2 separate regions of the Homo sapiens genome follow, and region 1 is linked to region 2. Evidence: chromatin loops called from intact Hi-C (ENCODE). Cell type or tissue: endothelial cell of umbilical vein. All regions are shown on one strand. Links, peaks and the distances in the headings refer to the core of each region. The heading gives the core; the rest is flanking DNA. Region 1 overlaps ANKRD42 (ankyrin repeat domain 42). Region 2 overlaps DDIAS (DNA damage induced apoptosis suppressor).

Region 1 (16,398 bases), core at 5,197-10,196, 340 kb before region 2:
TTCCAGAAGAAGAAAAGAGCAAGAGGTGGCATTATAGCCATGACCCTAAGGTTTTACGTAACATTTTTGCTCACATCCTTCTGAACACAACTTGGTCTCTTGGCTGCAAAGGCAAGCTGGGAAGTTAGTTCTTATCCTGCGCGGCCACAGACCACATAAATCCTTCCCACTACAGAAGAAGGGAGAATGGATTTTGGAGGACAACCAGGGAACCTCTGCCACAGGGTGTGTATGCTTTTATTACAACACTATTCTGGTGTTTTCTACCTCACTGGTACAGGAAGAAATTAGAGAAAACTGGAGCAAGTACAACAAACTATTTCCAGGGTTGGGATTAACTTTAGCATCAAGTTAGAGGGGAAAAGTAAGGCTGTCTGTAGTCCCAGAAGGGAAGATAAATGGTTTTGAAATCCCAGTAATGGTTAAGAGAATGCAGACTTTTGCTGCCAAGGTTGGAATCCCAGATCAGCATTATATAATCCTCGGCACAACTACTTTCTCTATAAAATATACCTACTTTATATGGCTCTTGTGAGAATTAAGAGATAGTTAAGGGCTTGGCACAAATCTCACACAAAGTGCCCAATAAATGTGCTTTGCTGACCAAAAAACAACTATGGCTTTCAGTTCAGTTCTGACTTCAATTCCCTCTTTTTTCCTACTTGCCTCTATTTTCTCTTCCTTTCCCTCCAGCTAGCAAAGAATTATGACTCTCTTGGAGCCAGCTCTGTGGCTCCTGTCTCCCCCTGAAGATCTGTCGCTGGTTTTGGGCTTCCCTGGCAGGAGCCCTCTCACCATACCCCAGACTTCCCACCCTCTGGACCCTTGCATCTATCTCACATGGACACTAAAGCCATTTTGACCTAGTATCAGAACTAGTTTGCCCTGACAAGAGTGCATTTGATTGCTGAAACCAGTTCAGCTGGCTAAGGGTCCGTAAGCAAGTGTTAAAAAATGACTCACCTATCCTTTTAATAACCCTTATATTCACTATTTTTAGTTCTTCTGTGGCTTTCAATCTATAGTAATAACAGTTGTCAACATTTATTGGGCACTTTGTATAAGATCTGTTCCAAGTCCTCTACTACCTCTTAATTCTCCCAATGACAGCCATATGAGGTAGGTATATTTTATATAAAGAGATTAAGTAGTTGTGCCTAGGATTACACAACAATGCAGAGCTGGGATTAACCTTGGAAGCCAAAGTTCATTTTTTAACACTTGTTTACAGACCCTTAACCTGCTGAACTGGTTTCAGCAATCAAATGCACTCTTGTCACAGCAAACTAGTTCTGATGATACCATGTCAAAATGACTTTAGCGTCCACATGAAGTATATGCAAGGGTCCAAAGGGTGGGCAGTCTATGGAATGGTGAGATGGCTGCTGCCAGGGAAGCCCAAAACCAGTGACAGATCTTCAGGGGGAGACAAGAGCTACACAGCTGGACCCAAGAGTTATAAATCTTTGCTAGCTCATGGAGGGAAGAGAAGAGAAAAGAGAGGGGGGTAGGAAAAAAGAGGGAATTGAAGTCAGAACTGAACTGAAAAGCCATAGTTGTTTTTTAGTTGGCCAAGCACTACTAATCTTTAAGATCAAGGAGAAAAAGAGGAAAAAATAAAGCCAAGTGTTTCTTATCCTGTCCAATCTGCCTCTTCTCTATATTCTTAAAAAGCTTGCAGTTACGCCATTTGAAAAAAAATTTTTTTAAACATATCCACACTAGAAGTGAAAGGTACTCTCTAGAAAGTGAAAGAAATATAATTCTATTGTGGAACCATAATTGAATTTTTAATAATTTTTAATATCTAGAACTAGATTTCTTTTGATTACTATACCAGCTAATATTTTAAAGCTTATGTGAATACTTGTAAAATTAATTACTCATAAATCTCTTGACTTGCCTGTGTAGAGATATATAAGAAGAATATCGGGAGAAGGTGCACAACTGAGTCCGTGTCATTTAAAAAATCTCTAAATCTCTTTAATATAACATTTCTGCCATCAGAATTGGAACAGAAGCATATCAGAGTAATTCTGAGATAGTTTGTATAGACTCACATTTATATCAATTTTTTTAATGAAAGAGAAAAATCTAGCAGGTCAATTTAGTTATTTCACTGATTAGTACCTTCTCACAAACACCCCTCCAGAAGAAACCTTTTTTTTTACTCGCCTCTTCTCTTTGTTTGACTCACAAGAAGCGCTGTCTTCCTATAAGCAAAGGAAAAGAGGGTCAAATACAATTTTCATGCTAGCACACATTTTCGTCTTTCTACATTGCCTGTTCAAAAGAAAAAAAAATTAACCATGCTAGTATTTTCAACTCTGATTAAATTTCTTTTAGGATTTTATGTGAATAAATTCCCAAATGTGAAGTAACAGTGCATTATATTGTGCTGAATCATATCACTAGGAGGCACCTTAAGAACTAGAGAAAGAATATAGAAAATTTAGTGGGTAAGAAGTGGCTACTTGTCAGATATAGCCAATTTTCCGTCTTATCTCATTAAGTTTTATCTCTACCTAACAGATCCCCAGACACTAATATTTAACAACATATTGGTAACTGCAAGTGTTAGTATGTCATCTTCTGGATTCTTTTGCCAGTCCCATAGTGCTGCGAATCATTCCCTAGCTTCCCCGCTTCCCTCTTTTGTTTTTGTACTGCATCCCTCTACTGCTCTAGTCTCATTTTGCACTTTGCCTGGTCTCCTGGTCTCACTGTTTCTAAATATTTCTTATCCATCTTGGTATTCTTAAGACCCAGCACAGAAAAATCAATAAATACCATGGGAAGGAGCAAGCAGGGCTAGAAACACAATGGATGGTCACTAGATATTAATCATCTTTGAGTAATTCTTCTAATCAAACATGCTCTGCATCTAGTTAGGCAAGCCAGCTCCGAACACAGAGGCTCCAAGAACAGCAAAAGGTGCATATCCCTGGGGAGAGCCCATGGCTGGAGTTAGTTCTCCAAGGTGTTCCTGCCCACACCTTTTCTAATGAGTCCAGTTAGTTTAACTCAATAGTGTGTGAACACGTAAGTAAGCTGCCATTATCCAACACCGCCTGGAAAAACAACCATGCATCTGGTCCCTCCCATATCCCTCAGCTGCAAACTTGAGAGTAGGATAAACTTCTAGCTTTCTCTTACAGTGGCCAGGTGTTTGTGGGCATAGGGTAATACAGATGGTCTCTTGAAAAAAAGTTTAGCGGCTAGTCTGAAGAAAAATAACAAACCTTTGATTGGGACTTAGCATATGATACAACTGTTCTTCATACTATACATACAAAATCAAGTGTAGTAAGTAGCATTACCAGTATTTTAAAGATGAGGCCAGGTGCGGTGGCTCACGCCTATAATCCCAGCACTTTGGGAGGCCAAGGCAGGCAGATCACTTGAGGTCAGGAGTTCAAGACTAGCCTGGCCAACCCTATCTCCGCTAAAAATACAAAAATTAGCTGGGCTTGTCCTGCACACTTGTAATCCCAGCTACTCAGGAGGCTGAGGCAGGAGAATCGCTTGAACCCAGGAGACAGAGGCTGCAGTGAGCCAAGACTGCGCCACTGCACTCCAGCTTGTGCTACAGAGCAAGACCCTGTCTCAAAAAAAAAAAAAAGAAAAGAAAAAAGAAAAACACTCAGGTGGGGCAGGAGTTTAACCTAATCCAACTAGATGGAACTAGAAAAAGAATATAGAAAATTTAGGGGGAAGAGGTGGCTACTTGTCAGATGTAGCCAATTTCCTAGTGCTTTAATAGAGTTATGACTTCCAGAAACAGGCAGGGTATGGTGGCTCACATCTGTAATCCCAGCACTTTAGGAGGCTGTGGTGGGCAGATCACTTTGAGCTCAGGAGTTTGAGACCAACCTGGACAACAATCCCCTCTCTCTACAAAAAAATACAAAAAAATTTAGCTGGGCATGGTGGCTCATGCCTGTAGTCCCAGCTACTCACGAGGCTGAGGCTGGAGGATTGCTTGAGCCTGGGAACTGGAGGTTGCAGTGAGCCAAGATCATGACCCTGAATGCCAGCCTGGGCACAGAGTGAGATAGTGTCTCAAAAAAATTAATTAAAGACTTCCAAAGACAGCAATACTTATTTTTCTTTACCTTTTATGTATTAGAAGAGGATTCCAAATTTTCCAAAGTCCCTCCTAACACCAAATATGTAACTTGTTCTATCAAACCAAGTCTTAAAATACAACTTCAAAAGAAAATATGTGCTTGGCATTCAACAGGCCTTCCATAAGTGTTCACTGAAGGTTCCAAATCTCCCAATTCTAAAAGTTTCTGCATTTGGAGAACATTTTTCACCAAGATTACTCGTTTCTTTATCTTACATCATAGCCAAGAAATATATTTCTCCCCAATACATGTTTTCTCCTAAACTCAATAGAACTGTATATTAAGATACTAAATACATGAATCATAATGCTTAGGCACCAAAAGCAATTCTAAATGTAAATGCAGTCTATTACTACAACAAAATTAGACAAAAATCCTTGTGGGGAAAATGTATGTATTTTTTTGCCCTGAAAGAACAGGTTTGTCGAACAGATTAAAATTCTACATATAAAACTGTTGAAAGAGTTTATGGATCTACAAATTACTGCTGGGATATATGGAATTCTTATTTTTCAAAAAGCCTATGCACTCTGAGAAATTCTAGACAGCATATGAAACTATAAGAGAATTCCACCTTCTTGCTTACCAGTACAGACTCTTCTTAACAGTGTCAAAACTAACCCTTCTCCCCCAAAAAAGTAGGGTATAAACAAAGAGAAAGAAAGGGAAATCACAAACTTTTAGAACTTCCCCAAGCTAAGAGTTGAACATGGATAAACTCACTGAAGTCCTCATATTGCTCCATGGGCCACTCTAGGTACATAAGCTAGGATGTCATAGGTCAGAGAGAAGCCCAGCAGAGACCACATCAAAGTTCAACCTTGTTCCAGACCTTTGTAGGTAGAAAATAAGGTTAAGTGAAACATGGAAGGTAACCATGGAATATTACCGGTTCCCGGTCAGTCACTCTTGATTAGCAAACATGGCCCAAAGCTGTAGATCAAGGACTTCCTGAATAATACTGGTTCTGGAGACAGAAGCTATGAGTTCAGTGCTACATAACTCTCTCTCTGGACAGACAGCTCTGCCAAAGCTATTACATTATATTTAAGTATATGTATTAAGTATATATCTAAATATATATTATACTTAAAATATTAGTTTAAATTTAATGTTTTAAGTACAATATATATACCAAAGAGCACAAAGAAAAAAAAAGGTACAGCTTGATGAATTTTTACAAAGTGAACACACCCCTGTGACCATGACTGAGATAAAGAGATTAGACATTACCAGTATCCCAGAAGCCTCCATTTGCCCCTTCCTAGGCACTACTGACTTGATTTATCTTACTGATTTGTGGACTACATGTAATCACACGGTATGTGTTCTTTCATATTGTTTCCTTTTAGTCAGCATAGTGTTTGTGAAATTCATTCGTGGTGATGTGTAGAGTAGCAATTCACACATTTTCATTGCTATATAATATTCCATTGTATGAATATAGCAAAATGTATTGATTCTTACTGTTGAGGGAATTTTTAGATGATTCTAGTTTGAGAGATATATGTAATAATGCTGACAAGAACATTATATATTTTTGGTGTCCATCTGTGTACACAAAGAAACATGTACTAATTCCACTAGGAATTAATTTTCCAAAGTGGTAGCCAATTTACACTGCCACCACTGGTGTATAAAATCTCCAGTTGTTCCACATCCTCACCAGCATTTGGTAACGTCTGTTTCAATTTTTGCCATTCTGATGGGTATATATTGGTATCTTGTTTGGGTTTTAATTTACATTTCTGATAACCAGTGATTTTGAGCACAATTTCATGTTTATTGGCCACTTGGATATCTTCTTTTGTGAAATGCCTACACAAGTCTTGCCCAGTTTTTTTACTGGACTGTCTTTTTCACGTTGATTTATATATTCTAGATACAACTTCTTTTTCAGATAGGAGAGAAGAAAGAAAAGCAGAGAGAAAGAAAGGAAATATGTTTTTCTACACTTTGGCTTGCCTTTTCAAGTCTGTTCATATAATCTTTGATGAACTGAAGTCTTATTTTAATGAAGTCCAGTCTACACATTTTTTTCCTACCCCAAGGTCATGAAGATATCCTACGTTATATTTTATCATCTCAACTTCCAATTTAAGACATATCTTGAAATATATGTTTGAACTTATAGTGTAACATTTTAACAAAATTCTTACCAATTTTTAAGTTTTCATAAGTAAATTAACCCTAAAATTAATTTACTAAATTAATTTACTAAAATTAAAAAGCTATCATCAAAAGTTTTCAAAGAAAAATTTTCAAAATAAATGTTCTTAAAAGCACAGAAAGAGGGAATGTGAGGGGTTTATAATAGCAGTAACAAGTGGTGTTAAAAGCATAGACTTGGGGCTAGACAGGTTGAAATCATGGCTAGCCATCTAACAAGCTTTGTAACTTTATAAATTGTTTATTTTATCTGAGAGTTGATTTCTTCATTTATAAAATGAAGATGGTATCTGCTGAATATAAAGTCTTAACACTAAGCCCAACATACTCAAAACCTGTTGTTAATGATGACTAAGATGATGTTATTAACATAAGTTAAGTGATCTTATAAAACTTAGATTTTCAGTACTGCGGGTAAAGTAAGTGCCCAATCATGCTGTGATACAGATGACGAGAAGCCCTCAGACCAGTACAAGGTGCTTGATAGAAGGAGAGATCACGTGTGACCAGGGAGACTAGGAAAGGGGTGATAAATGAGATGGCTCCTAGGGGATTTTACAGAGTCAACAGGCAGTTTTCAAGGTATATGGACAAATTGAACAAAGGCTTAATGATGGGAAAGCATAGGGTAGCTTAAGAAAAAATAAGCTATTAATATATATATAGGAGAACAGACAAAAATAAAGTTGGTGAGGTAGGTTAAGGCTGAATGTCAAACTGAAGAATCAGTACTTATTCAGGTAAGGAAGATTTTCAATCCAAGGAGTGACAAGAAAATCAAGCTGACCACTGTGAGTCAAATGGATTTGGATAGGGAAGGAGTAAATACCAAAATTCTATCACAGTAGTTCAGATAGAAAGATATAGAAACCTAAACTAGGGAAGCAGTGAAAGTAGAGAACATGTTCCTACCTACAGGATGGACTCGCTTTTTGTATGATCTAAAGGAGAAAACATGGCTAATCATTAAGAGTCCAAGACTGGGTAGTTGAGAAAATAGTGATGCCATTAATTTAAATGCAGAGATAGGGGAGAGAATCTGGTCTTGATATTGAGCTTGGTTCTGGACATTTTTTTTTAATTCAAGCACCACCAGGAATTTCGGGTGGAAATGTCCAGTTGACGAGCAGTGGGAAATACAGGTGGGGATCCCTAGTGGGGACACAGTACTTAAGTATGGATTTGATAGTCATTTCCACAGAAGTATTAGAAAAATATAATGTGGAGACAGAGATTCTGAGTTTGCTCCTGCCTTACACTAGCTGTATGCTCTAACAAGACTCTCAACTTCTCTGAGCCTCTGCCCTCTCATTTATAACATGGGATCAAAAATATATATATCATTCTACCTCCTCATAGGGTTGATGCAGACTAAAATGAGATAATATCTGAGAAAGTGCTATAAAAACAGCTGTTATCAAAAAACCATTTAAGTGCTTTATATATGTCAAACTATCCTAGGAAACTATTCGAATAATTTTTTTTCTCAGTAAAAATTATACTATTGCAGATTATGTTGGGGGCCGAGGATCTTAAGGTACAGTAGTATGCAATCATAGGTCCTGACCAGAAGGTGGCAGGAGAAAGACTTAGTCAGAGCTTCTTGAGGATTCCGTATTTATAATCCTGAACGAAAAGTTCATTTTACTTATACATTACATATAATTAGACTCCCAGATAAATTCTTCCTATCCTTAGCTGCATGTGGCTCTACACATTTATTTATCCACTGACCATGTCAACTCATCTGTAATATAGAAAATGGAAAAAAAGAAAGGGAGTAAATAATACAATGACTACTACTATATAGTGAATACCTCTGCGTGCTAGAAACCAAATTCAGGATTTCTACACAATATTCCATTTAACATCAATACAATTCCATGAGGTAGGTATTATTATTCCTCATTTTAAAGATGAGGAAATTGAGATTCAAGCTTTTGCAAGTGAAAATAAGCAGTGCCAGAGTTGCAGCTGCCATGAAAGCTCAGTGACATTTGCTTATTTACAAAAATTAGGTATAACCTAAAGCAAGAATGCAAAAAAAAATGAACTCTGAGCACAGGGACCTTGAGACAGCTCTCCTGAAAGCCTACACATTGTTGGTAGAGTGAAGTTTTAGGGAAGCAAAACTGTGAAGTATGAAACCAGATCCAACCTGAGAACAGATGCTTCTGAGTAAGCAAAGAGAATTTCTAAATAGCTAAAAGACAGAAACATTCCTAAAGTAGACAGTTTGGAATGGCTCAAAAGAAAATGTGCAGCTTGCGTGACCACCCCAAAAGATTGTCCCACCTAGGCAGCTGAAGAACAACAACTTAGCCTTGGCAACAAAGCAAGATCCCGTCCTTACAAAACAAACAAACAAACAAACAAAAAAACTAATTGGCCAGGTGTGTTGGTGCATGCCTACAGTCCCAGCTACTTGGGAGGCTGAGGCAAGAGGATCACTTGAACCTAGGGAGTTCGAGGCTACAGTGCCCTATGATGGCACCACTGCATTGAAGTATGGGTGACAAGAGCAACACCCTGTCCAAAAAAAGAAAAAACGAAGAACAACAACTTACAACTTACCTTTCTACTTTTGAGGAGACTGGGAGTCACAGAGTCCCTGCCACAAGGTGGAGGGGTAACAGATTTGATTGGAAGCAGTGAGTTATAAATGGTGCTGTGTCCTCTAGCCCTCTAACCAACACATGACTGTACAGCTGGCCTCTCTGATACTAAATTTTCCCCATGTGCTAAAGATCGTACAAGAAGAGGGTTGCAAAATGAAGAGAATAGATTAATTATTATAGTTAATTATATTTCTTGGAAAATCAACCACTGGTGAGACACCAAAACCCAGAGAAACTGAGGAAGTGGTTATATTTGCATATGCATAGAAATACACATACATGTTTGCAGATAAATAGAATTTTGTCTAATATGGTATGTACTAAATTGTTAACAATAGCTTCCTCTGGAGAGTGGAACTTAGTGTCAGAAGGAACATCTATCTTGTTTTTAACACTATACAACAAACATGTTTTATTATTTTAATATTTTTAAAGTGGTTATTAAAGAGACCAATGACTAGTTTGTGCAAAATAAAAAGAAGCCAGGAAGATTCTATAATATTAATAGATCAGATTTGAGGTGACACAAGCCTCAAACAGAATTAATTCATCCATGATGATTGATGAAGAAACTTCCCTATGGAAAGAAAATATGGATTCCATTCAAAGCACTTTATTTTGGTTATTTAGAATATTAAAATATACATATCCTCTAGCTGTCTTAGAATTCTGATTGATTACTTATGAAAACATTTTCTCCTTCTATGGTACAATGTTAACAATAATACTTATGAACTAGGCTGCTGTTTGAAGATAGATAGACAGATGTGTGTATGTATCTAGAAAGTTATAGTTACATATAGAGTGTGTGTGTGTGTGTGTGTGTGTGTGTGTGTGTGTGTGTATTCCTTTAATCCTGTCATCAGCTCTAGAAAGTATAAGTTATCATCTCCAGTTTATAGTTGAGGCACAAAAAGGTTAAATGAGTAGCCCAAATCAAAAAAGACTATAGCCAGGATTCAAGTCCAAAGAGCCCCAGCCCAAAGCTTGTACTCTTGGCCACTCTTGTATATACTTCTTGAGAAAAATAAATGTATTAAAAAGGACACCAACCATAGCCACAAAGTTTGGGACTTGAATTTTTTCCAGTGTTTCCCTGAGTTGATCAACTTCTGCTCGATATTCATCAAGCTGACATTCTAATTTTTCTCTACGTAGTCGTTCATACTCCAGCTGGCCCTGCAGTTCTTTGATGGTCCTATCAAAAACAAAATTTTTTAAAAATCAATCATCAATGTCAACTAATAATTACTTTTAGTAGTGGAAAGCATTCATACATTGTATTTAAGGCAAATAAAACAAAGAAATCATTTATTCAACAAATATGTATTAAGGGTCTACTAAGAATGAGCACTGACCTAGGTATTGGGGATACAGTGGTGAACAAAAGGCCCAAAATCTGCCTTCCTGGACCTTACTTTAGTAATAGAGATATGCAGACAACAAGGAAAATAAATAAGTAAAATATATGGTATGTTGGAAGGTAATAAGTGCTAAAGGAGAAAACAAAAATAAAGCAGGAAAGAGTAGTATAAAATGTTGTGGAAGAGGGGCTTAACATTTCATACACAGTGGCTAGGGAAGGCTTTATTGAGAAGGGGGCTTCTAAGCCAAGCCCTGAAGGAAATAAGAGAGATAACCCTGTAGACATTAGAGGAAAAGCATTCCAGACAAAAGGAACAAGTGCAAAGGCCCTAAAGTAGAAGGATGCCTGATGAAGTACAAGAAAAACAGAAGCCAATGTGATAGAATCATTTAAAGAATAAAAGGGAGGCCAGGCGCGGTGGCTCACGTCTGTAACCCCAGCACTTTGGGAGGCGGAGGCAGGTGGATCACTTGAGGCCAGGAATTTGAGGCCAGCCTGGCCAACACGGTGTAACCCTATCTCTACTAAAAATACAAAAAAAAAAGTCATTAGTAGGAAATAATTTTTCCACCATGAGGTACTTTTCTAGACTACAAGGAATCTAAGAACTTTCAGCTAGGCTCTTAGACCAAGGCTAACACTAAAAAAAAAAAAATCTACATCTCAAAACACTTCAAACAGTATAGAGGCAGTGGACAGCCACCTATATGATATGATTTGTGAGATACCAAGAAAGCTCCTGATTTAAAACAAAAACAAAAAAATCAGTCTGCCACAGCTTCCTGGTGTCTAAAATCACATCAAGAGGTAGTTTCAGTTAATAGGGTAGCAGGGAAAAAAACAGAAAAAAGAGTATTTTGGCCTAATGTTTTGCCATCTGTTTAAATTCCCAAGTATCCATCCATGGAAGAATGACACATTAATCCTTATATTATTTTTTATTTTCTTTCTTTTAAACTAGAGCCAAATGTCAGCTTAACCACATTAATCCTTATCAAAGATTTAGATGTTACTCTGAATACAGTTAGCAGACCTCTTTCAGAACTAGATTTGGAAACAGGTGGAGGAAAGGGAAACAGGCAGTTCTAAGAGTGTGACGGAACAAGACACGACCAAAGGAAAAGGCAGGAAAAGCAGAGGACAAAGAAGGGAATCCATGTGTGGTTCTCTTTCTGGACCCATGTTTGATTAAATCCAAAGTTCCCTCTCCTGTCTCTCTCTGCTCCCTGTCCATTCTGGAAAGCAGATAGACAGACAAGCAGAGAGACAGTAGGATGAAAGAAGCTCGAGGCATCCTCTATCCCAGCAGCTATTAACTACAGTAGTCTCTCAGTATCAAAGAGGAACTGGTTCCAGGAAGCTCCAGACACCAAAACCCACGGATGCTAAGTCCCTTACATTAAAATGGTATAGTACATACGTATCTGCATATAATCTATATGCATTCTCCTGTATAATTTGAATCATCTCTAGATTACTTATTATAGTAGTATACAATAAGTTGTTGTAGCATATTATTTATGGAATAATAACAAAGGAAAAAAGTCTACAAATGTTCAACACAGACACAACCATCCTATTTCTTTTTCCTGATTATTATCTATCCAAGTTTGGTTGCATCCATGATGTGGAGCCCACAGATATAGAGAGCCAACTGCTATTAGAGAGGTACCCATTGTCCAGAGAGCCAATTTAGGGTACAGGAAGTGAAAGGCAGAGACAACCATGCACTTGCTCACTGCCTCTAGATGCAAGAGCATTCTCTGTTGGGTACTATAATCAGTGAACACAAGACCTAGTCTCAGATTTATGAATGGGCAGTGTAGCCTGATGAAAATGTTCAGAGACTATGTTAGAATGTCAGTTTTGCAAGATGAGAGTTCTGGAGATTGGTTGCACAACGATGGGAATGTACTTAACACTACTGAACCGTATACTTAAAAAATGGTTAAGATGGTAAATTTTATGTGTATTTTATCACAATTATTTAAAAATTTTAACTCCTTTGTCATCTAAGGGCTTAGGAGAAAAACAGGATGGAACCTAACACCCTTTGGCAAGATGAAAGTAAAAGTTGCTGATCAACAAACCCTCACATGGCATTTAGAGAGGTATTTAAAAACAAATCATTAAAGTTTTAAGGACATTACTTTTCAGACTCAAGCTGTTCTTTCTTCTGCTTTAAATCTTCTTCTGTTATGCCTCCCAAGTGTTTATAGTTGCTCTCGGCAATTTCCAGGAGGTGTCTCAATTCTACAATTTTCTTGTAAGCTCTCACTGCAAGACAGAGTTGAGTAGGAACCTAGTTAGACATATAACAGCTCATGTGTCCACTGGGTGCTGGTATTCTTGAGCATATTCTTCCTCTAGACTAGTGTCTGTATGGTTTGGAGAGGGGGGTGGAGGAAGGTTGGTATATACAAAGAAGGATAAATATCAGTAACAGAATACTAAAATGAGCACGCAATGGAATACCTAAATGGAGGATTCTTTCCCTGCTACTGGAGCATGTATCAGGTTGTTATGACTATTAACGCTATGAACAAGAAGGTTTTAAAAGACTAGCAGTATTGACCAGGCATGGCGGTTCACGCCTTAATCCCAGCACTTTGGGAGGCCGAGGCGGGTGGATCACCTGAGGTCAGGAGTTCGAGACCAGCCTGGCCAACATGGTGAAACCCCGTCTCTACTAAAAATACAAAAATTAGCCGGTGTGGTGGCACGTGCCTGTAATCCCAGCTACTCATGAGGCTGAGGCAGGAAAATCACTTGAACCCGGGAGGCAGAGACTGCAGTGAGCCGAGACCACATCACTGCACTCCAGCCTGGACAACAGAGCAAGACTCCGTCTCAAAAAAAAAAAGACTAGCAGTGTTTTAGGACTAATGGTGGATTACAGGACCACGTGCAATCTACTATGTAACAGAAAATTAGAAAAACTGAAATATACTTGATTTTAAAGTACCAGCCACAAATTTTGTGATTGGTCACTTGTAGTACCTATGCAAGAGAATAGTAAGAGAAGGAAGTACATTGAGAGATATTTTGAACTATTCTCCAACTATTAGAACTATGAATTCTCCATCCTTTATGGCAGTGGTTCTCTGCCAAGGGTCATTTGGCAACCTCTGAATAAGTTTTGCTTGTCACAGCTTGAGAGTGTGGAACAGGGAGGTGCTACTGGCATCTAGTAAGTGAAGGCTCAGGATGCTACTAAACATCTCACAGTGCACACAGAAAAGCTTGCCTCAACAAAATAATTATCTGGCCCAAAATGTCAAGAGTACAGAAGTTGAGAAACTGCTTTACAGGACCAGCTTAGCAAATCACAGCCTCTTGTTCCTAACACCAATGATTTATCTATCAACAGGTTAGAGCTGCAGGTTCTAAACTGCATATACCTGAATCAAATGGGATGCTTTTTAAAAATGTATGTGCTTGAGCCCCATTCCAGACCTATAAGTTCAAGAATATGTACTTAATAAAAGGTTCTCGGCCAGGAGCAGTGGCTCACGCCTATAACCCCAGCACTTTGGGAGGCCAATGCGGGCGGATCACTTGAGGTTGGGAGTTCAAGACCAGTATGGCCAACATGGTGAAACCCCATCTCTACTAAAAATACAAAAATTAGCTGGATGTGGTGGCACATGCCTGTAATCCAGCTACTCGGGAGGCTGAGGCAGGAGTACCACTTGAGCCCAGGAGATGAAGGATGCAGTGAGCCGAGGTCGTGCCACTGCATTCCAGCCTGGGCAACAGAGTGAGACTTTGTCTCAATAAAAAAAAAAAAAAAAAAAAAAAAAAAAAGGGCAGCCAGGCGAGGTGGTTCACGCCTGTAATCCCAGCACTTTGCGAGGCCGAGGCAGGCAGATCACGAGGTCAGGAGATAGAGACCATCCTGGCTAACATGGTGAAACCCCGTCTCTACTAAAAATACAAAACAAAATTAGCCAGGCGTGGTGGCGAGTGCCTGTAGTCCCAGCTACTCAGGAGGCTGAGGGAGGAGAATGGCGTGAACCCGGGAGGCGGAGCTTGCAGTGAGCCGAGATTGCGCCACTGCACTCCAGCCTGGGCAAGAGCAAGACTCCGTCTCAAAATAAATAAATAAATAAATACATACATACATAAAAATGTCTCCTCAGACAATTCTCAAGGGCAGACAGGTTTGGGAACCACCATAACCACTAGTAAGAAGATAGAGGGGATTAAGATAAAAAATGTCAGAAAAGACTGAAAGAGCAGTGAGTATTTAGCTTATATAATAATTTCATTAATATTTGAAAGTCTGTGTTTCGTAAAGCCTGTTCTATGGGGTCCTCAGAGGTAAGAACTAAGATTAATTGGAATTAGCTCCAGGAAGAAAGATTTCAATTCAACAAAAGAGGAAATTTCCAATGAAAACAATAAAAATCACGTATTTATGCAGTGTCTGTGATGTCGAGACACTACACTAAGTACCTTACACATTTTAATCCTCACAGAGAAGAAATGCTTTTCAAAAGAAGACATACACATGGACAACAAGCATATGAAAAAATGCTCAACATCAGGAATCATTAGAGAAATGCAAATCAAAACCACAATGAAATGCCATCTCACATCAGTCAGAATGGCTATTATTAAAAAGTCAAAAAACAACAGATGCTGGGGAGGTTGTGGAGAAAAGAACATTCATACACTGCTGGTGGGAGTGTAAAGTAGTTCAACCATTGTGGAAAGCAGTTTGGCGATTTCTCAAAGAACTCAAAACAGAAAGGAATATATATCACACTATATTCATACTATATTCACACTATATTCAAACTATAAAGACACATGCACACATGTTCATCGCAGCACTATTCACACAGCAAAAACATGGAATCAACCTAAATGCCCATCAACAGAAGACCGGATAAAGAAAACGTGGTGCGGCCGGGCACAGTGGCTCACGCCTGTAATCCCAGCACTTCGGGAGGCCAAGACGGGTGGATCACAAGGTCAGGAGTTCAAGACCAGCCTGATCAACATGGTGAAACCCATCTCTACTAAAAATTCAAACATTAGCTGGCTGTGGTGGCACGTGCCTGTAGTCACCACTACTCGGGAGGCTGAGGCAGAAGAACTGCCTGAACCCAGGAGGCGGAGGTTGCAGTGAGCCAAGATCGTGCCACTGCACTCCAGCCTGGCGACGGAGTGAGACTCCATCTAAAAAAAAAAAAAAAAAACTTAACTACCATTCACCGAATTCCCCAGGCCAGAAATCTGTCATCCTTGATTACCCTCTTTTTCTAACACCTCATAGCCACATCTATCAGCAAATCCTATCATCTTTCTCTCTTCTAAATACACCAAATCTCACCACTTCTCATTATCCCCATCATCTCCACTCCAGTCCAAGCCATAAACAACTCTCTCCTGAACTATAGCGATAGCCCCCTAACTGATTTCCCTGCTTCCACTCTTGCCCTATGAAGGAAAATGGGCTTTCCACAACACCAGAAATCTGGAGGCAAAAACAGTCAAGGCAAACAAGATCTTGGCTTGGCTTTCACTCTATCTTCCCAACAAAGTATGGTATTACTGATGCTGATTTTTTTCAAGAACCAGGATATATATATAAATATTGCTTAAAGGGAATACATAGAATGTTAATGTAAGCTCTTCTTAAATGGTGATGAAAGCCTCTAATATGAAAAGGTGGAAGCAAAACAAGAATGGAGATGTCCAATATCACTGGTAGTTACAGGCCTACATCAGGAACTCTAGGAGCCCAGGAAATCTGTGCAGATATTCTACGTCTGCTCTTGTACAATTCTAATTTAGTATCCTTGGCATCAGGATATAATTATATCAGGAACTTCATCCAACCTTATATTGTTAGATGGAGTATGTTCTCTTCCCACCTAATTCATACCCCATCTGAAATGCTATGCTCTTTTCCACCTCCCAGTCTATCACCCACCCAACAGGTAGAGTGATACTGTTTTTAAATGTGAATCAGATCACATCATTCCCCACCCTGAATCCCAACAATGGCTATTTAAAATAAAATCTATATGCTGAGATTTTGTAGTGAAAAAAGGGGAAAAATGAACAAATAAAAATCGAAATCTAAAATCCTTATTAGGCCCTA
Region 2 (16,398 bases), core at 9,734-14,733:
GTTTACCTCGAAAACCCTAAAGACTCCTCCAGAAAGCTGCTAGAACTGATAAAAGAATTCAGCCAAGTTTCTGGATACAAGATTAATGTACACAAATCAGTAGCTCTTCTATACACTAACAGCAACCAAGTGGAGAGTCAAATCAAGAATTTAACTCCTTTTACAACAGCTACAAAAACACACACACAAAAAAAAACCACACAAAAAAAACAAATTTAGGAAGATACCTAACCAAGGAGGCAAAAGACCTCTACAAGAAAAACTACAAAACATTGCTGAAAGAAATCATAGACAACACAATGAATGGAAACACATCCCATGCTCGTGGATAGGTAGAATCAATATTGTGAAAATGACCATGCTGCCAAAAGCAATCTACAAATTCAGTGCAATCCCTACCACCATCATTCTTCACAGAATTAGAAAAAACAATTTTAAAATGCATATGGAACCAAAACATGGCCTGCACAGCCAAAGCAAGACTAAGCAAAAAGAACAAACCTGGAGGCATCGCATTACCTGATTTCAAACTGTACTATAAGGCCATCGTCACCAAAACACCATGGTACTGGTATAAAAATAGGCACATAGGCCAATGGAACAGAATAGAGAACCCAGAAATAAACTCAAATACTTACAGCCAACTGATCTTTGACAAAGTGAACAATAGTGGGGAAAGGACACCCTTTTCAACAAATGGTGCTGGGATCATTGGCTAGCCACATGTAGGAGAATGAATCTTATATAAAAGCAACTCAAGATGGATTAAGGACTTAAATCTAAGACCTGAAACTATAAAAATTCTAGAAGATAACATTGGAAAAACCCTTCTAGACATTGGCGTACCCAAAAGCAAATGCAATAAAAACAAATAGCTGGGACTTAATTAAACTAAAGAGCTTTTGCATGGCCAAAGAACAGTCAGCAGAGTGAACAGACAACCCACAGAGTGGAAGAAAATCTTCACAATCTATACATCTGACAAAGGACTAACATCCAGAATCTACAACGAACTCAAACAAATCAGTAAGAAAAAAACAAGCAATCCCATCAAACAGTAGGCTAAGGACATAAATAGACAATTCTCAAATGGCCAAGAAAACACATGAAAAAATGCTCAACATCACTAATGACCAGGGAAATACAAATCAAAATCACAATGCGATACTACCTTCTTCCTGCAAGAATGGCCATAATCAAAAAATCAAAAACCAGTAGATGTTGGTGTGGATGCAGCAATCAGAGAACACTTCTACATTGCTGGTAGAAATGTGAACTAGTACAGCCACTATGGAAAACAGTGTGGAGATTCCTTAAAGAACTAAAAGTAGAACTACTATTTGATCCAGCAATCCCACTGCTGGGTATCTACTCAGAGGAAAATAAGTCATTATATGCAAAAGATACTTGCACACTCATGTTTATAGCAGCCCAGTTCACAATTGCAAAATCGTGGAACCAACCCAAATGTCCATCAATCAATGAGTGGATAAAGAAACTGTGGTATATATACACGATGAACTACTACTCAGCCATAAAAAGGAATGAATTAATGGCATTGCAGTCTCCTGGATGAGACTGGAGACTGTTATTCTAAGTGAAGTAACTCAGGAATGGAAAATCAAACACCATATGTTCTCAGTGATATGTGGGAGCTAAGCTATGAGGATGCAAAAGCATAAGAATGATACAATGGACTTTGGGGACTTGGGGGGAAGGGTGGGAGGGGGTGAGAGATAAAAGACTACAAATAGGGTGCAGTGTATACTGCTCGGGTGATGGGTGCAGCAAAATCTCACAAAGCACCACTGAAGAACTTACTCATGTAGCCAAATACCACCTGTACCCCAATAACCTATGGGAAAAAAAGGTAAGCACCAGAAATTATGGAAATAGTTTTAAAAAATTTTTGTGTCAATGTAGTATATGCAGAAAACAGGTTATATTTCCATGGACTATGTTTCCATAGGCAAGGACTATGTGCCATGGGTTTTATATTCCAAAAGGGTCCAGTCACAAGTCCTTTCCGAGGTCACTTTAAGTTCTAAGAAAGAGAGGGGAAGATGTCATTCTGAATACAAACTTCGCTGCTAATTTGGAAGTAATATGGTGACTATGAAGGTAGACAGAATTCAGATTGTTTAGGCTTGAATATGTTTCTGCCCCTAACTAGCTGGCTGTGTGATGATTTGCGGTAAGTTACTTAACTTTCCCAAGCTTCAGTTGTCTCCTTTAAAGGTTGGCATTAACAATAGCATTCACTTCATAGGGCTATTGTATTAAAAGATATAATGCCCACAAAGTTCCTAGCACAGTGCCTACTGTACAGCAAACACTCACTAATGTTATCTACTGGTATTACCCGTCTAAATAAGTAACAATGGCATTATTGTTCAACCTAAATTTTTGTTGCAGATTATCTTTAAAATAAATGACTGGAAAGAAAGAGTTTTAAAAATATTTTATATCTATATATTACTGATAATGTATCAGACAATGTTCTAGGCATGTTATGTATATTAACCTATTTGATCCTTACAAGAACCTTATTAGGCAGATATTACTTTCCCCATTTTGAGGCTCAGATAATTAAAGTGACTTGCCCAAGGCCACACAGCTATAATGGCAGGGTTGCAATTTGAATCCAGGCAGTCAGCTCCAGAGAATTATGCTTTTAATCATGATAACATACTGCAATAAGGTAAAGTATACTTATAATAGATTATAATAATAATAGCTACCACTTTGGAAATCCTAATATATGTTATGTATTCTACTAGAACATTTCTGTGCATTATCTCTAACTTTACAATGATCCCATATTGTGGGTACCATGATCCCACCTTACAAATGAGTAATTAGACTCACAGAAGTTAACTATCTTGCCCTAGGTCACATAGTTAATGAGAGCCAGAGCCTACATGAAACTCTGTTGTGTTCTCTGAAGCTTGAAATTGTTCCATTACAGTAAGTCCTCATTTAATGTTAGTGATAGGTTCTTGGATACTGTGACTTTAAGCAAAACTACTTATAGCAGATTCTCAAACAACATCATTATAACGTTGATGAGAAAAAAATTTGTTTCATTATACATCATTTTGCGTAAAGTTGCGGTGTCTAAGAATCCAACAACATTAAGTAAGGACTGTATACCACACTGCTTCTAAGTACAGATTTTGATGAAAGGCAAATAGCCCATGGGTTTTAGTTGTTTCAGATGACAGGCAAGAACCTGAAAAGGGGTGAACCTAAGACAATCTAAACACTATCATGCTATCACTTATTCATTCATTTAACCAACATTTGTTGAACACTTTCTATGAACTAAGCCCTAGCCAAGGATTTAATGATGAATAACACAAACAGGGTCTTTCTCTTAGAGCTAACAAATGAGTGCTTGAGAGAGTGGCTTAATAAAGGAACAGTGTGATAACTACTTCAAGGATTACTTAGAGTCTAGATATGAGTTAGAACTGCCAATCCTTTTCTGCCTCCCCATTCAATGCTAACTAGACAAAAAGACTAGTTAAGAATATTGCTGGCACACTACTCTTTCTTACATAGTTCTAGTTACTTACTAGGTATTCTTGTCCTCTCTTCGATGCAGAGAGACAGTGTTCTGGAGAAACTTCAAACCTAACCTCTCGTTTCTACTCTATAAAGATCAGAGGAAGACCTTAGGCTCTCAGGTATAGTTGGCTTGCATCTGAGCACCATGATAAAGAATTATACGCCAAACACCTTTCTAGTTGCTAAAGGATAGAAATTACTATAACATAGTCCCTGGTCTCAAGGAATTTATTTATTTATATTAACAACTATTCTACTGATCATGCAAAAATAAACAAAGAATAAACACAAGTCTCCTATATTATTCCCAGGGATATCCCAGAAATGGGCTAAGTTTTGTACCCAGTATTGGAACTTACTCTCTGAGAAGTTATTTTTCTTCAATGAGGCAAGTATTTAGCAAAGGACTTGACAGTAACTTAAAACTTTTCTCTAGTAATAGAGGATTAGCAGTGAAATCTGTTCTGGGATTTACAGAAGAACCAACCCCTGAGAGAATCTAATGTCCTTGTTTGGTAAATCTGGTCCTTGCCCTTGAGCCATAGGAAATCTACAGTGTGCATTTGTATTTCCTCTCTCACACTTACAGACTTTACTTTTACCTTTTGGAGACCAGGATTATCCTAGAGAAGCACTTCTGACATGATGGATATATAAAACTTGAATTCTGGAGAGCAAGTACTGAGGCTAGAAGAAATTTTCGTCTTCTGTTCATGTGTTCACACCGTGGTCTGCAAAACAAAATAGCCATTGGGATGACTGGCAAATCTTTCATTGCAGTGCATATTCTTTTCTTAGGAAAACCACTTAACCTCTACTGCAAAGCTAATAGATGTCATTTGTTTCACTTTCAAAGTGAAGGTGGTATCAATGTATTGGAAAATTAATTCTTTTTCTCCTTAAAATATTAATAGGAAGAAAATCACATTTAAAACAGAGTAGTTTAAGAAAATTCTTGTATCCTGTTTCTTAATAAATGCTCTATCCCAGTAATTCAGGAAAGATGTCATTTAGCTTCTTCACACCTTTACAAGAAGATACACAACTTGTGTCTGCCATCAATACAAAGGAAACTACCGGTTGAGCATCTTGAATCTGAAAGTCCAAAACCCAAAATCTGAAATGTTTTGAGTGCCACCATGATGGCACAAATCAAAATTCCACACATAAGTACTTAACACAAACTTTGTTTCATGCACTAAATTATTAAAAGTATTGTGGCCGGGCGTGGTGGCTCATGCCTGTAATCCCAGCACTTTGGGAGGCCGAGGCAGGCGGATCACCTGAGGTAGGGAGTTTGAGACCAGCCTGGCCAACATGGTGAAACCCCATCTCCACTAAATACAAAAAGTAGCTGAGCATGGTGGGGGGTGCCTGTAATCCCAGCTACTCAGGAGGCTGCGGCAGGAGAATTGCTTGAACCTAGGATGCGGAGGTTGCAGTGAGCCGAGATTGCACCATGGCACTTCAGCCTGGGCAACAAGAGCAAAACTCCATCTAAAAAAGAAAAAAAAAAGTATTGTATAAAATTACCTTCAGACTATGTGTATAAGATGTATATAAAACATAAACAAATTTTATGTTTAGACTTGGGTCCCATTCCTGCATCTCATTAATTATGTGCAAATATTCAAAAATCCAAAATTCACAAGACTTCTGGACCCAAACATTTCAGATAAGGTATATTCAATGTGTACATGAACTTACATGAATCTTTTAAAGAACCTAAATTGGTGGAAATTGTTCTTTTTTAGCTGAAATATCACTTTATTAGATTTCAGTGTGCTCATTTGATACATCTTGAAGAGAAAAAAAAGACTTCAGATTTTGTAAACAGAAAAAGCAAAATGTTACATGTCAAATGATAGCTCAAAGTGTTTTAATATCCTTGTATAAAACACATCAGGAAGGCCAAGTGTGGTGGCTTATGTCTGTAATCTCAGCACTTTCAGAGACTGAGGTGGGGGGATTGCTTGAGCCCAGGAGTTCAAGACCAGCCTGGGAAACACAGGGAGACACTGTCTCTACAAAAATATAAGAGAATTAGCTGAGTGTGGTGGCACGTACCTGTAATACCAGCTGCTTGGGAGGCTAAGGCAGGAGGATCAAGGCCATAGTGAGCTATGATGATGCCATGGCACTCCAGCCTGGGTGACAGAGCAAGACCCTATCTCCAAATAAACAAAATCAGAGAAGTCAAATAATAAAATACAGACACACCTCATTTTATTATGCTTCACTTTATTATGCTTCACAGATATTACATTTTTTTTACAAATTGAAGGTTTATAGCAACCCTGTCTCAAGCAAGTCCACTTTTTCAGTGGCATGTGCTCACCTTCCATCTCACATTTTGGTAATTCTCACAATATTTCAAAAGTTTTCATTTTTATTATATCTGATGGTGACTTGTGATCAGTGATGTTTGATGTTACTATTGTAATTGTTTTGGGGTGCCACAAACTGTACCTATATAAGATGAATTTAATCTATAAATGTGTGTCTGACTGCCCCACCATCTCTCTCCCTCTTGTTGGGTCTCCCTATTCTGAGACACAACAATATTGAAATTAGGCCAGTTATTAACCCTACAATGACCTCTAGGTGTTCAGGTGAAAGGAAGAGTCACATATCTCTCACTTTAAAATAAAAGACAGAAACAAAAATTAAGGTTAGTGAGGAAAGCATGTTGATAGCCGAGACAGACCAAAAGTTAGGTTTCTTGTGCTAAATAGCCAAGTTGTGAATGTAAAGGAAATGTTATTGAAGGAAATTAAAAGTGCTACTCCAGTGAACACATAAGTAAGAATGTAAAACAGCCTTTTTGTTGATATGGAGAAAATTTTAGTGGTCTGGATAGAAGATCAAACGAGCCACAACATTCCCTTAAATCGAAGCCTAATCCAGAGTAATACCCTAATGCTCTTCAATTCTATGAAGGCTGAGAGAGTTGAGGAAGCTGCAGAAAAAAATGCTTGAAGCTAGCAGAGGCTGGTTCTTGAAGTTTAGGAAAAGAAGCCACCTCCAAAACATAAAACATAACTTGCTGCAAGGTAAAGCAGCAAGCGCTGATGTAGAAGCTGCAGAAAGTTATCCAAAAGATCTAGTTAAGATAAGTAGATCTTAACTAGTTGATGATGGTGGCTACACTAAACAACAGATTTTAAATGTAGACACAACAGACTTATATGGGAGGAAAATGACATCTAGGACTTTCATAGCTAGAGAAGTCAGTGCCTGGCTTCAAGGCTTCAAAGAACAGGCTAACTCTCTTGTTAGGGGTGAATGCAGCTGGTGTCTTGATACTGACACCAGTGCTCATTTGCCATTCCAAAAATCCTGTGGCCCTTAAGGATTATGCTGAATCTACTCTGCTTGTGCTCTAGAAATGGAAGAAGAAAGCCTGGATGACAGCACATCTGTTTATGGCATGATTTACTGAATATTTTAAGCCCACTGTTGAGACCTACTGCTCAGAAAAAAAGATTCCTTTCAACATATTAATGCTCATTGACAACGCACCTGGTCACCCAAGAGCTCTGATGAGATGCACAAGGAGATTGATATTGTTTTCATACCTGTTAACACATCCATTCTCTACTCATGGATCAATGAGTCACTTTGACTTTCAAGTCTTATTATTTCAGAAACACATTTCCTAAGGCCATAGCTGCCATAGATAATGCTTATTCTGATGGATCTGGGCAAAGTAAGTTGAAAATCTTCTGAAAAGGTTTCACCATGCTAGAAGCTAATAAGAACATTCATGATTTATGGGAGGAAGTCAAAATATCCACACTAATTGGAGTTTGGAAGAAGCTGATTCCAGTCCTCATGGATGACTTTGAGGGGTTCAAGCCTTCAGTGGAGGAAGTGACTGCAGATGTGGTGGAATAGCAAGAGATCTAGAATTAAAAAGTGGAGCCTGAAGATGTGACTCAATTGCTGCAATCTCATGATAAGGCATGAACTTATGACGAGTTGCTTTTTATGGATAAACAAAGAGAGTAGTTTCTTGATACGGAATCTACTCCTGGTGAGGATGCTGTGAACATTGTTGAAATTACAACAAAGAATTTAGAATATTCCATAAGCTTAGTTGATAAGCAGTGGCAGGGTTTGAGAAGATTGACTCCAATTCTGAAAGAAGTTCTACTGTGAGTAAAACGCTATCAAACAGCATTACATGGTACAGAAAAATCTTTTGTGAAAGGAATAATCAATGCAGCAAACTTCAATGTTGTCTTATTTTAAGAAATTGCCACTGCAACCCCAACCTTCAGCAACCACCACCCCAAGCAGTCAGCAACCATCAACACTGAGGCAAGACCCTCCACCACAAAAAATTATGACTCATTGAAGGCTCAGATGATCATTAACATTTTTTAATAATAAAGTGTTTTTTAATTAAGATGTATTTTTTAGACATAATGCTATTGCATACTTAGACTACAGTATAGTGTAAACATTTTATTAATATATGCACTGGGAAACCAAAAAATTTGTGTGACTTGCTTTACTGCAATATTTGCTTTATTGCAGTGGTCAGAAACACAACCCACAATATCTCCAAGGTATGCCTGTAGCAATGTTCTCCTCTTTATACTTTCTTTTTAAAAATTCAGCCTGGGCAACACGGTGAGACCTCATCTCTCCAAAAAACAAAAAAAATTAGTCAGGCGTGGTAGTATGAGCTTGTGGTCCCAGCTACTTGGGAGGCTGAGGTGGGAGGATCACCTGAGCCCAGGAGGTAAAGACTGAAGTGAGCTGTATTCATGGCACTGCACTCCAGCCTGGGTGAAAGAGTGAGACTTGTTCTCAAAAAAAAAAAAAAAAAAAAAAAAAAAGAGAGAGAGAGAGAAAAAATTAAAAGCTTGATCTGTGGCAGGGTGTGGTAGCTCACGCCTATAATCCCAGCACTTTGGGAGGCCGAGGTAGGCACATCATCTGAGGTCAAGAGTTTGAGATCAGTCTCACCAAAATGGTGAAACCCCATCTCTATCAAAAATATACAAAATTAGCCTGGTGTGCACCTGTAATCCCAGCTACTCAGGATACTGAGGCAGAATTGCTTGAACCTGGGAGGCGGAGGTTGCAGTGAGCCGAGATCATGCCACTGCACTCCAGCCTGGGCCACAGAGTGAAACTCTGTCTCAAAAAAAAAAAAAAAAAAAGGTTGGTTTGTTTACTAATTTTTTAAATGGATTAGCATAACATAAAACATATAACATAAAATACATGCCTTACAACAAAGGTCTTTGTAACTGTTTGAGATAAAGCTGTATTAAGAAACTTTCATTTTTAAACACATGGCAAAAACTTTCAATTCTGAAATGGGTGATGCTGTTTTTGACACTGGCATCAGCAAACTGACAAAGTGGAGGTCACTGGTTTTAAAATAATAAAATCTTTTCGGTATAGTACTCTAAAGATGATGACAAACATAGAAATGTGGTGACTATGGAAGGGAGATGTTAAAGTGATACTAATTCTGATAGTCAATCAAAATAACATTTCTATAAAAATAAAATCTTGCCACTCAAGGTAATAAGATGGAAATTTACAGATGAAAGATAAATAATTTAAATAAATCACTAATCTGTATTACTGAAGGGAGCACAGAAAAGAGAACGCTAATCCTAATTTTTTGCTATCCTTGTTGGGACTCTTATATATACATTAGTAAGGTTCTGCCAAAGCCGATTATGTATTCCTAGATTTGGTTGTCACCTTAGGCTACATGGCAATCTCAAAGGACATGGTAGGGTAGGTAATACAGGATACAAAGGAAAGGCAGAAAGAAGGGTCAAAGAAAATTGCCATTGTAAGTGCTAAAACCTCAAATTCCTTGCCATTGCAACTGTCAAAAGACAAAATTACAACAATTTTGTGAAAGATCTTAATTGGCTTTATTTATGATTCTGTCAGATGTGTTTGAATAAAAAAGCAACTCCATCTTGTCTAGAGGCTGGGTAAAATGAAGCTGAGACATACTGGGCTGAATTCCCAGACGGTTAAGGCATTCTAAGTCATAGGATAAGATATGAGGTCGGCACAAAATACAGGTTATAAAGGCCTCGCTGATAAAACAGGTTGCAGTAAAGAAGCCTGCTAAAACCCACCAAAACTAAGATGGTGATGAGAGTGACCTCTGGTTGTCCTCACTGCTACACTGCCACCAGCGCCATGACAGTTTACAAATGCCATGGCAACGTCAGGAAGTTACCCTATATGGTCTAAAAGGGGGAGGCACAAATAATCCACCCCTTGTTTAGCACATCATCAAGAAATAACCATAAAAATGGGCAGCCAGCAGCCCTCGGGGCTGTTCTATGTCTTTTATTCCTTTACTTCCCTAATAAACTTGCTCTCACTTTATGGACTTGCCCTGAATTCTTTCTTGTGCGAGATCAAAGAAGCCTCTCTGGGGGTCTGAATTGGGACTACTTTCCTGTAACAATTCTAGAATCGGGAAATACTTTATTCCATAAAATAGAGTAAGTGACCCAAGGGGCTGAGCAGAGAAGTTCAGTTTTACAGAAAGAGAAGGGCTAAAGAAAGTAGAAACAAAGAACAAAAAGCAGCTTGGTCATTTCAAAGTTACTTTCCTCCTAAAGTGGGAACAGAGGAACAGAAAAATACAGGAATAACTGGTTAACATAAGGCTACTTTTTGTTGTAAGCATCAAAGGCAGAGCGAAGTTCGTTGTTATGACAATTGAAACTGGCACATGTGGGAAATTTGGTTATTTCTCTCTTCTGAGTTCTAGGAAGGTCAGATAACAATGTAGTTTTGATTTGGTGAGGTGGAACTTTAAGTATAAATGACTCTATTTTGATTTTTAGTCTGGTCCACTGGGGCCTAGTGCAGGAGCTTAGTCCAAAACAAAGGCCTCCTATAACTTTTAGTTAACATAACAAATGATGTTATGTCAACAAAGGCATTGTCCTCCACATTCTAAAATCCAATTTAGTGTAGGGTTTAGTATGGAGGTACATCTACCTGTGAGTTAGGGGAGCTAAAAGAGCATAAAGCTCACTCCTGAACATGCTGTCTCTTACCTGCTTAAAATCCTGCTATTTAGAATGAAGCCTCAATATCTCACAATGGTCTGTGCAGCCCTGGGTCATGTAGATCTTGCCAATCCCTGACCTCACTTTGTACCACTCTCCTCCTCAATCACTGTATTTCAAGCCATGCTGGCCTTCTTTCTGCTCCTCAAGCACACCAAACGATTTCCCTTCTCAGGCTTTTGTGCTTACTATTCTCTTTGGCTACGATATTCTTCCCTTAGGTCTTGGAATAGTCGGTTCTTTATTGTCCTTCAATCTGTAACTCTAATGTTATCCCTTCAGAGAGCCCCACTTTAGCTCAAGTAGAATCCTCCTTCCTCTTAGTTTCTATGGCATCACCTGTTTTATCCTTCATGGTACTAACCCTGCTGGATAGTCATCCTATGTATGTCTTTGCTTACTTATTTTTGTTCATCTACCCATCACTAGCCTAAGTTTCATAAAGACGGGGACCTAGTCCACCCTGTTCTCTACTGTAACCCCAGTGCTTAGAACAGTGCTCAGTACACAGTAAGTTCACAATAAATATTTATTGAATGGGGCCAGGTGTGGTGGATCAGGCCTATAATCCCAGCACTTTGGGAGGCCAAGGTGGGAGGATTGCTTGAGCCCACCAGTTTGAGACCAGCATGGGCAACACAGCAAGAACTCATCTCTACAAATAATAAAAAATATTAGCTGGGCATGGTGGTGCATGCTTGTAGTTCCAGCTACTCAGGAGGCTGAGGTGGGAAGGTCACTTGAGTCTGGGAGATTGAGGCTGCAGTGCGCGGTATTGCGCCACTGCACTCCAGCCTGGGCAACAAAGACTAGTCTCAAAACAAAATTTATTGCATGAATGAAGAACTATAAGCAGAATTTTGCAATTCAAGAAAATTTTTACAACAGAGTAGGCAGACGCCATACGATAACCAGAATTTTCTTCCTATTTCATTTGAAGTTCCCCTAAAAAGTCTTTCTTTATTAACAAAGGGAATGGCTTTTCTTTTTTTCTACACCATATACTATTGTACCTCTGTAGTCCTACCATTTGTTTTGTCTATTGTAGTGTATTGTCTATTTGGTTTTATTCTCCCTAATGCCTATTCTCTTAACTTTCTTTTTGCTCTTTATGTGCTAGTAATTTATGCCAAGAGAAACAATCTGAGTTGTGTTCCTTGCTTCCCCACCCCCACAATATGTTTCACATTTCTATGCCTTTGCTTTTTTCCATTCTTCTCTCTAAAATGCTTTCATTCTCTTGGTAATGCTTATTATTCTTTAAGATCCTTCTTAGAAGTCTTCTTTTCTAGGACGTTTTCCCAGAAGTTAAATTACTCTTTAATTCATCACATGCCACATTATATTAAATTTATCTGTTCAATATGGCTTGTTTTTCCTGGACTCAAAGTAAGATCGTAGAAGGACTATCTGTTTATATCTTCAGTGCCAAGCTCAGAAATTGTCAATCTGAACTTCAGATATTAATCTTCATGATTTGCATTTCCTCTTCCCAAGCCACAATTTTGTCACATAGCGTTAAATATAAAACACAATTTTACCAAATCATAAAATTATCTTCTATTTGTATACGAAGTACACAGCCTAGTTTCATATATAGTACCTTATTTCATACTTATTTTAATCATTACTTACATCTTATCCTCACTTCTAATTTTTTTACTTCTGTTCATATTGTGAGCAGAGACTATTTTCTTTAGGGCTCTAAAACAGAATTTTATACTGTACCACAACAATATGGGCATTCATCAAATCATGTTCTTTACACAATTGTTATTCAAACTTTAGGAAATGTAATAAACTTGTAACATGACTCGTACACTGGGCTAAGTGAAAATAAGATACTGTCTGTCCTAAAAAAAATTGCTAATTGGGCAGACAACTCACTAATAAATGAAAAACTTAAATAAGCAGGAAATTTTGGGTTCATTTCTAAATTAATTGTGCCAGCACTTATTACTATACTTTTAAAGGAAGGTTGGTTACATTGTCTTTATTTAAGGGTTTACTGCCCTCTAGTGGATCAAATAAGTAAGTCTAAAAATCTATAAAAACAGCAAATTTGAGAACTGTAATGAAAGGGATCATTAGTATTTTTACTATTTGTATTTCACCTGGTGAACCCCAGAAAATGGCAAAAAGGCTTCCCATTTATTGTCTGTTGGACAATAATAGAATAAGATCGTTTCAGACAGTTACTGTTAATTAATTTCCTTTGGTGTTTTCATAATATTTCCTTCATACTTGCCACCTAGTTTATTTTTGTATTTATTTATTTATTTACCTAGGCTCTGGGGGTGTTTTTATACTTTGTTTTATTTCTCTGTCTCTCTCTACTGCTTGACTTGCAGTATAGTGGATGCATGTCTGATGAATAATTGAATGAAACATCAGGAATAAGTAAATACTAAAATTAGGAAGATATGATGATACACTTGGGAACAATTTCATATGTGGTATCTTTTGCAGTTTATCTTTCTTTTCACATTTATTGGGAAGGATGATGATATAGTATTACATTTCTTTCAGCTCCATCACAGCAAACCATATCCCAATTTAATATGCGAACATATTTATTTATTCATCAGTTATTAGTTGTGCAGCTGCTAAATGCTAGGTGGGGATAGTGTGATTGATGGACAAACAGACAAGGTCCCTACCTAGTCACTAGACTTACAGTCTAGTGTAAGAGACAGACATTAAAATAATCACACAAAAAATTTAACTGCAATTCTGGCAAATTCTATTTTGGAAATGCATAGTGCCATGAGAAAATATAACAGGGGGACTAATTTAGTTTTTGATGGGAGGAATGGGGAAAGAGAAGAGGATAGTTAGGAAAGTATATAATCTTATTTTTAAAAAGTATTTTCTCAGGGTGGTAGTGTTAAGGGCGATTTTTATTTTCTTTATATATTTAAGATATTTTCTAAGTGTATTGCTTTTATAATTAGAAAAAATCAATAAATACAATCTAAGTGTATTGCTTTTATAATTAGAAAAAAATCAATAAATACTATAAAAATGCTGGATAGGGACATTAGCAATAATATACAAAGAAAATCTTGCTTTCTTTAAATCTCTCACACATAAAAGTAGAAATGAGGGTAGAAAGAGGGACAAAAGTGTAAGTGTTGGGGCAGAACTAATTAAGGCCTCAGTTGGCCTTTGATTTTTCAAAGGGCACATACCAGGGATTACCTAGGTCAATGTCCAGGAATGAAGGCTCCAATAGACTTATGCTTATTAAAATATGTGGGGTCCATGTGGACACACTATAGTACATATCTAATTTACCATGGGATATTCTGGAATACTTGCTTTCTCTCCTTTTAGACAAGCCATATGGGGAGCTGAACTGTAATCCAAAGATGTTCTACTAATTTACCACGAAAAATTACCATCACAGGGAAGGGACATATCAGAAGCCCATATTTGTATATTTGGTATAACCTCATATTATACTAAAATTATAAACAGAAAGTTGCTTGAAGAAGAGCTGTTTGGTGAATCAACTATTTAATGGAATCAAGCTAATGCCTGATGCATTTTTCATTCTAGAGATGGTTTTGTCAGTGGTACCAGATATATAAACTCATTGATTACAACCTCTGCATCCCATTTTCATACTAGACAAGTATTTCTCAAACTTTATCATATATCAAAATCACCCAGAAGGCTTGATAAAACAGATTGCTGGGCTCCAACTCCAGAGTTTGATTCAGTAAGTCTGGGATAAGGGCCTGAGAATCTGCATTTTAAGTTCCCAGGTAATGGCCAAATTGCCCACACTTGAAAACCAGTAGCCTAGTCATTGAGACTATCTCATGGTGTGTAACACTTGTGATAAACATGGTTATAGTTAAATCCCCAAGGCCTGACAGCATCTTAGTCTCATTTGGATGATTTTGCAATTCTTTACTCTAATCCATTATTTGGTGATCTTTCAGCTTAACTACCTCATAATCAAGTTCTCAGAAGGCAACTTAATCATTTATGAAAAACCGTGCCCATACATGCACATACCAACACATCTTTTTTTCTTCTTCCGGCTAGACTAGAAGATCTAGAAAAACTGGGTTAGATTAGAAAATCTAAACTAATTCTTATTCTATGTTAGATCCTAGAGAAAAAGTTCAATTAAGTATTTAGTGTAAACTGGCATCTGGGGATGGGGCTGAAGAGAACATAAAAGTATAAGATGTGAATCCTATCTTAAAGTTCATAATCCAGTTTGAGTTCATTTGACTGCTTTACAGTTTGCAAAGTGCTTTTGCAACATTATCTGATCCACTCAGAGAAGTTAATCAGGTCTGGAACTCATGCCTTCTGATGAGTAGCTTACCAGTCTTTCTAGTCCATTACTCTCTTTGCTCAAGCTTCACACTTGAAAGAAACTATGTGTATTTGCTTCAAGACTGTGCCCAAAGGATGAAATTACTCCTTTAAAAAACTAGTTCCACTTCTAATGGCATAAAGAAAAGAAAGTATGACTAATTTTTCTCCCTTTCTTCGTTCCTCTCCAAACCCTTCTTGCCTTGCATGAAAATCTTTGTCACCTTGTAATTCTCCAATTTTCTGTTTCATATTTTACAGGCCAAGAGGCCTCAGCTATGGGAAGGGTGGCTGTTTTGAATTGTTTTCTTAACACTGTCTAATGGTCTCCTCCAATGGCACATACTTGTTTAATTTTTCTAAAGGCAGTCATAATAAGTCCCTAAAAAATAATTTAGTAACATTGACACGAAAATTCTAGAAAAGTAAGAGAGGCAGGCAGGAGAGTGAAAATTAAGTAAGCAAAAAAACAAAGAGACAAAATCTTCAGTGAAAGGAGAAATACTGATGAAAAATGCTTTAAAAACATGAACCAGGAAAATCTTAGTACGATACAGTTTTTCCATTGATATCATTTATGAGACATTTATTACAGGGATGGAGAAGGTCACATCTCAGTAAATGGTACTACTCACTAACCAGTAACTCAAACCAGATACCTAGGAGTCATTTGTCATTCCTCCCTTTCCTTCATATCCCACATCACACTCATCAGAAGGTACTTGAATCTACTTCCATACTTAGAAACCATCATTCACTTTTCCCTCATATATTCTGCCATCATCTTAATCCAAATCACCATTATCTCCTGTTTATGGTGCTGGATTAACCTCCTAACCATGATCCGGTCTCTGCCCATCTTTCCAGACTCATCTCATACAACTGTCCTTTCTAAATATATTCCAGCTATACTGGTCTTTCCTTAGATTCTTGAACATTAACATGTCAAGCTCTTTCCTGCCTCAGGACGTTTGCACAACCTGTTCACTCTGTTTAGAATGTTTTTCTTTCCCTCTTTTGCATGGTTGGATCACGCTCATCTTTTAGGCATCAGTATCAACTCCTTGGAAAGGTCTTCTTAGACCAGTCTAATTCACATAGTTTCCTTGTAAATTCTCCTTAATTCCATCCATAAAAGGTAAGTTCCATTAGAACAGGAATCTACCTTGTTCATCATTGGATCTCAGTACCTAGCAATTCTTGGCACAGACGAAAGAAGCATTTAACTATCTGCAGAATAAACAAATAATTACTTGGTGCTCTGTGATCCAGTCCTGTGGGGTCAGGAAAGGGTTTCTGATTTAAAAGGCTTTGCAAACTGACTAAGAATTAGCCAGGTCAGGGACAGGGTCAGAAGACGGTTTGGGGTGAGAAGGAGGATAGTGCACTTCAGGAACACAAAAGACATTCTATATGGCTG

The links. Hi-C counts contacts between places; a loop is a spot of excess contacts. Peaks named below come from ENCODE experiments on the same cell type or tissue, not always from the same donor. Only the 100,000 strongest peaks of a DNase experiment are listed, where the experiment ranks them.
Region 1: it touches region 2 in a loop (11-fold over the local background); 90 of 110 quality-filtered maps call a loop at or near these places.

What each region holds. Positions count from the first base shown.
Region 1 is chr11:83,241,660-83,258,057 of GRCh38, reverse strand. ANKRD42 (ankyrin repeat domain 42) reads right to left here. Exons shown (of 11, transcript NM_001300975.2): 10 at 12,434-12,560; 11 at 9,087-10,115. The coding sequence ends at 9,854. Among named protein-coding and RNA genes, the nearest start is that of CCDC90B-AS1, 36 kb to the left of the region's middle. RefSeq lists a silencer at 1-151. In endothelial cell of umbilical vein, for the core only: a CTCF peak has its summit at 7,864 (motif pointing right); a DNase peak (open chromatin) is centred at 7,867.
Region 2 is chr11:82,902,626-82,919,023 of GRCh38, reverse strand. DDIAS (DNA damage induced apoptosis suppressor) reads right to left here. Exons shown (of 6, transcript NM_145018.4): 2 at 5,638-5,737; 3 at 4,173-4,301. The coding sequence starts at 4,285. Among named protein-coding and RNA genes, the nearest start is that of DDIAS, 9.1 kb to the right of the region's middle. In endothelial cell of umbilical vein, for the core only: a CTCF peak has its summit at 12,635 (motif pointing left); DNase peaks (open chromatin) are centred at 11,903 and 12,503.